Linked DNA regions of Homo sapiens: region 2 is linked to region 1. The links are chromatin loops, found by intact Hi-C in ENCODE. Cell type or tissue: A673. All regions are shown on one strand. Each heading gives the region's core, and the rest is flanking DNA. Links, peaks and the distances in the headings are about the cores only. Region 1 has its middle 16 kb from the start of ALPI. Region 2 has its middle 40 kb from the start of MIR1471.

What was found. Hi-C counts contacts between places; a loop is a spot of excess contacts. Peaks named below come from ENCODE experiments on the same cell type or tissue, not always from the same donor. Only the 100,000 strongest peaks of a DNase experiment are listed, where the experiment ranks them.
Region 2: it touches region 1 in a loop (5-fold over the local background); 18 of 110 quality-filtered maps call a loop at or near these places.

The regions. Positions count from the first base shown.
Region 1 is chr2:232,438,905-232,441,808 of GRCh38, forward strand. No RefSeq gene overlaps it. Among named protein-coding and RNA genes, the nearest start is that of ALPI, 16 kb to the right of the region's middle. RefSeq lists enhancers at 382-885, 886-1,390. In A673, for the core only: CTCF peaks have their summits at 812, 1,012 and 1,838 (motif pointing left); a DNase peak (open chromatin) is centred at 1,817.
Region 2 is chr2:231,851,060-231,853,963 of GRCh38, forward strand. No RefSeq gene overlaps it. Among named protein-coding and RNA genes, the nearest start is that of MIR1471, 40 kb to the right of the region's middle. RefSeq lists a silencer at 1,381-1,470. In A673, for the core only: a CTCF peak has its summit at 1,407 (motif pointing right); a DNase peak (open chromatin) is centred at 1,432; H3K27me3 peaks cover 126 bases.

The DNA of each region.
Region 1 (2,904 bases), core at 302-2,801:
GCTCGCTGAGCCTCACACCTGCCCTATCCTTCCCCATCCCCTCCTGCCCCGGGGAGGCACAGACCCAGGGAGGAGGGGTGCTGGGAGTGAGTGCTGAGGAGCTGGGGTCCTGGCCCTGCAGCCACTGTCACACCACAGCCCCACCCCAGACCTCCAGAGTCGTGGGACTCTGGTGGCACAAGCTCCAGAAGCTTGGTCGATGCCAGGTCTGGGACCGAGGCCCCCGTCTCCGAGGCCTTGGCTTGCTGTTCTGGAAGGTGATGCTGGCTGGCAGCCATTCCCAGCCCCTCGGAGAGCAGTTGTCAGGCAGTCCCTGAGCTCCAGCGCCCCATTCCCAGCAGGGCCCAGTGATCTCATGCCTGTGCCCCTGGTGCTGGGAGGAGCGGGTTGGCACTAGGGCCGGTGCCCACATCAGAGGAGGAAGGTCTGAAGCCAGGGCAGGGGGCAGGGCACCCTCCCGTCCAGCGGCCCCAGTGCCCACTCCATTCCTTCGGGGCTCCCGTGGCCCAGAGTGTGGAGCGGCGCGGCCTGACCACCCAGGATAGCTTGGGGCGTTTCGGAGGTTTGGCTGCCTAGGCTGTGCACCTAGCACTGCTCCCCAGGAGAGGGAGGGAGGAGGTCAGAGTAGAGGGCCCTGCTGACCAGGTCACTGTCACAGCCTCCATCTCTGGCCCTGGGTTCCCATAGGAGCGCCTAGGCTCTAAGCTGGAGCCTCCCCATCCCAGGACCTTGGGGAGGAAGAGGCTGGGCGCCACCTGCTGGCCCACCAGGGAATTGACAGGGTGGGGGACTGTGGAGCCTGTGCTGGCCGCAGATGAGAGCCCTGACTCCCACCTTCCCTACCCCACCCACCCTGCACCGTCCAGCTCAGTTCTCTGACCCGTGGTGCCAGGTCCCATTTGCAATGGCGAATACTGAACTCGGTGCAACTCTGGCTGCTGGCAGCTGGGCTTGGCCTGCACCTTCCTGTCCCCAGACTCCACTGGGGACCTCCCTTCCAGCCATCCCAGGGCGTCACCACCACAGCCAGGGGCCAGCCCCACCTTCATTCACTCTTGCTCATAGCTCACCTCTTCTCTCCACCCCCATCTGCTACCTGCAGCATCAGAAGGACATGAGGGCACCAGACAGCCCCTGCAGCTGTCCTCAAACATCATGGCCAAGGCTGTGCCTGGGAAGTGGACTCTCTGCAGTGCCAGCTCCCTCCTCAGTGCCCTTGACCTTTATCTGGGTCCCTGCTTGATGTGGCCCAACTGGCTGGGCCAGAGCCCCACAGGCGCTGTCCCGACCCCCAGCCCCCTAGAGGGAGGGAGAGGCTGAGACGGCAAGGGAAGCAGAGACTCAGCCACACCAAGGGCCCTGGCAAGGTGGGCCTCTCCTCCATAGCCTCACCAGGCTTCACGTTCAAGGTCACCAAGAGTGCACTTGTTCACTGTTGAGGGCAGGGGTGACTCCTGGGACTGTGCTGGGGTCCAGGGAGAGCAGGTAGTGGAGTTGCCAGGGAAGCAGCTTGCCTGAGGTCTGTGGTCTTGGCAGGGGCTTCCACAGCGGCCCCACCCTCTCCCTGTCCCCTCCCTCCTGTCCTTGTCCTCGTGTTTACTGAAGATCATGAGAAGGGATGTGGAGAGCGCCTGCAGGAACTGAGAGCAGGAGCCTGGCTCAGCCCTGAGAGGCCCCCAGATATTCAATTCCTAAACCCATAGGGTGGGGCATGGGCACAGAGGAGAAACCGGGGCCGCCCGGCACAGCCCTGCTCTTTCACCCTGCCCGCCTGGTGGCCTCCTTAGCCTGCAGCCTCGGAGCGACCCAGTATGGGGGCATGCTGCCACCTGCTGGCCACACTTCAAAATGCAACCCAGGGTCGGCCTGGAGGCTACAGGTGTCCCTCTTCCCCCAGGCCTGCAACTGGGCTGGGGAAGGGGCACCAGGGAACAGCCCAGGTGCTCCTGCCCAGGAGGATTGTCCGACTGCGTGGGGAGAAAGTCCAGAACCGTGCTTGGCACATGGTAATCTTTGTGGAATGAGTGAACAAATGAATGAATGAACTATGCATCTGATGCTTTTCGGTGATGATGACCCAACCAAGATAGATTACATGAGCCATTTTCCAGCAGGAACTGGGACTCCTCTTGGGCTGACAAGATGTAAGTATGAAATCTAAATAAGATTCCAATGGCACTAGACAGTGACACACGTGACCCTAGCTATAAATGCCCATGGAAGAGAATTCTGTCTGACATTCAGGGAAGACTTGGAGCGGGGCAAGGGGATGGGATTGATGGCAGAAGTGAGACTCACAGGACACGTGTGGGAGACCCCTGGCTGGCCATGTTGGGGGAGGAGGGGCAACAGGAAAGCAGCGCCTGGATCTCGAGGGACTTGGCCGGCTCAGTCCTTCCATCGGGAGCCACATTCATTCACAGCGACTGTTGAGTCTAACAACGCTCAAGTACAGCAAAGCTGGAGCAACAGGCCCTGAAAGGGTGACTCCAGGGTCTCACCCCACCCTGACTCCTTCCCTCCTGCTGCCTCAGACTCTCCTGTCTACCCTCAGAGACCCTGTCGGGAGGCTTCCCTCCAACAAGGCACCATCCCCAGGGAGAAGGGAGCCCAGCACTCCTGGCCCTGTGGGGTCCTCAGTCCACTCACCACTGCCACATGCCCCAGGGAGTCCTCGGACTAGGACCTGGGCCGGGCCCCCCTGGGTTCCTATGGCCTGGGCGAGCATGGTGCCCTCTTACAGCCTGGGCTGCCTGAGCATTCCAGGCATCCTGTCATTCAGCAGAGATCTTTCCTCGGTGCCTTCTCTGGATTGGGTGGGCTGCTGAGCTCTGGGGCTGCTGCCGTGAATTATTTAATAGATGGGTGCTTCCCTGCTCTCCAGGGTCCCCCTCTGGGAGAGCC
Region 2 (2,904 bases), core at 304-2,803, 590 kb before region 1:
AGGAAACTGAAGGTTAGAGGTGACATGACTTGCCCAAGGTGACACAGCTAGAAAGCGGTCTCTGCTCTCAACTGCTCTACAGCACTGCCTCCCTAAGATTGTTATTGAAACACCAGGGGTTCAGGCTAGGTCTGCTGCTTGCAGCACAGAAAGCCAGTGACTGAGAGGACGAGTGTTGCCAAGGAAGACGGTGCTGCAGCGGAGGAGATGGCAGATCAGTCTCAAACCCATCTCCCTGACTAACTAAACTTGGGGGTTTACATAGCAGAGAAGAAATGTAACAATGTATTGGAAAATAGGACCTAGGGAGGGGTAAGGAAACAAAATCAGGGGTCTGGCATCTCATTGTCTGGTTGCCATGATCTGGTGAGTTTCAGTTCTTTGATGCTTTTTGAGAGGTCTACTAGTCCTTTCCTAAGGAAGGAACTCAGAGAAAACAAATGTTTAAGTTTCAAGCTTTAAGACCACAAGGTCCCATTTCTATGTTTATCCAAAAGAACTGTCTATGGCAGTGGTCCCCAAGATTTTTGCCACCAGGGACTGGGTTTCATGGAAAACAATTTTTCCACAGACGGGGTGGGAGGTGGTGATTTGGGATAAAACTATTCCACCAGATCATCAGGCATTAGATTCTCATAAGGAGCACACAACCTCACAGGCACAGTTTTACAATAGAGTTTGTACTCCTATGAGAGTGGAATGCACCACTGATCTGACAGCAAGTGGAGCTCTGGCAGTAATGCTCACTTACCCGCCACTCACCAGTTGTGCAGCCCAGTTTCTTTCTTTCTTTCTCTTTCTTTCTTTTCTTTTCTTTTCTTTTCTTTCTTTCTTTCTTTCTTTCTTTCTTTCTTTCTTTCTTTCTTTCTTTCTGTCTGTCTGTCTTTCTCTTTCTTTCTTTCTTTCTTTCTTTCTTTCTTTCTTTCTTTCTTTCTTTCTTTCTTTCTTTCTTTCTTTTTCCTTCCTTCCTTCCTTCCTTCCTTCCTTCCTTCCTTCCTTCCTTCCTCTTTCTCTTTCTCTTTCTTTTCTTTCTTTCCCTCCCTCCCTCCTTCTTTCTTTCTTTCTTTTTTTTTTTCCTGAGACAGAGTCTCGCTCTGTCACCCAGGCAGAAGTGCAGTGGCACAACCTTGGCTCACTGCAACCTCCGCCTCCTGGGTTCAAGCAATTCTCCTGCCTCAGCCTCCCAAGTAGCTGGGATTACAGGTGCCCGCCACCACGCCCGGCTAATTTTTTGTATTTTTAATAGAGACAGGGTTTCACCATGTTGGCCAGGCTGGTCTCCAGCTCCTGACCTCAGGTGATCCACCCTCCTCGGTCTTCCAAAGTGCTGGGATTACAGGCTTGAACCACCGCGCCCGGCCTAATACTGATTTCTAAGTACTATCCTGAAATGACCAGCAGAGGGCAGCAGTACATTAAAGTGCTGAAGGAATGACGCTGGACCCTTAGGCTTCATGGTATGTTCTGGGCAAAGGCAGAGCCTGGTCCCTGGGGTGTTGGCATCAATGGACTCAGGAGGAATTTAGAACACAGACAAGGTGGTTAATTTTCTCTCCAAATTGGAGTTATTTGTCTGAAAGTCTGTGGTGTGGACTAGGAATGAGAAGATGACTTGGGGCCAGGCACAGTGGCTCATGCCTATAATCCCAGCACTTTGGGAGGCCAAGGCGGACGGATCACCTGAGGTCAGGAGTTCGAGACCAGCCTGGCCAACATAGCAAAACCCATCTCTATTAAAAATATAAAAATTAGCTGGGCGTGGTGGTGTGCGTATGTAATCCCAGCTACTCAGGATGCTGAGGCAGGAGAATCACTTGAACCGGGGAGGCAGAGGTTACAGTGAGCCAAGATCATGCTACTGCACTCCAGCCTGGGCAACAGAGCAAGACTCCATCTCAAAAAAAAAAGAAAAAAAGACTTGGGAAAGTCAAGACTTGTGGTCCCAGTGCCATGGAGGAATTCTGACTGAGGGGAGACCTCCAAGAGTGCTTAGATAGAGGGCACCTCTCCAGTCCGTGCAGCACCACACGAGTCCCCGGCTGTTGTCAGAGCATGGTAAGTGTGTGTGTGTATGTGTGTGTGTGCGTATGTGCAAATGTCCACCCGCCAGAGCATGGTGAGAGTATGTGTGTGTGTGTGTGCACGCAAACGCCCACCCCCCAGAGCACGGTGAGAGTGTGTGTGTGCATGTACAAATGTCCACCCCGCCCTCCAGAAAAGCAGCTGAATCATCTTTCCCGTATGCCACCCTCTCTCTTGGAGCTGTCTGGTTTTCCATCTTATCGGGGACCTGAGGCAGCTGAATATAAAGGGCATGGGTGGTGATGCAGGAATGTAGACTGTGGTGGGCGAAGGGCCTGAGAATGCAGCCTCGGGCCTCCTTTCACCCTAGGAAGCCAGAGGAACCTCAGGGAGATGTGAAGCCCCTGGGGTCAGATGCAGAACTGTACATATATAAATATGCACTTATATAGCTTATTTTAAAAACTTTTAATCTTGAAATAATTATAGATTCACAAGAAGTTGTAAAAATAGTAGCAAGGCTCTGTGTGCCTTTCGACCAGTTACCCCCAATGGTAATATCTACATTACTTAAGCACAATAGGTAAACGAGGAAATGACATTGGTACGATCCAGGCCTTATTTGGACTTAGAGAGTTTTACATACACTTATGTGCATGTGTGTGGGTATAGTTCTATGCAATTTTATCACATGTATAGATTGGTGTAACTCCCACCACAATCAAGATACAGAACTGTTCCATCACCCCAAAGATCCCTCATGCTACCCTTTTATATTAATATTTACACCCACTCCTCTCTCCCCTCCCTGTCCCTGCCCCTAGCAGTCACTAATCTCTTTTCTGTCCTTATCATCTTGTCATTTCAAGAATGTTACATATA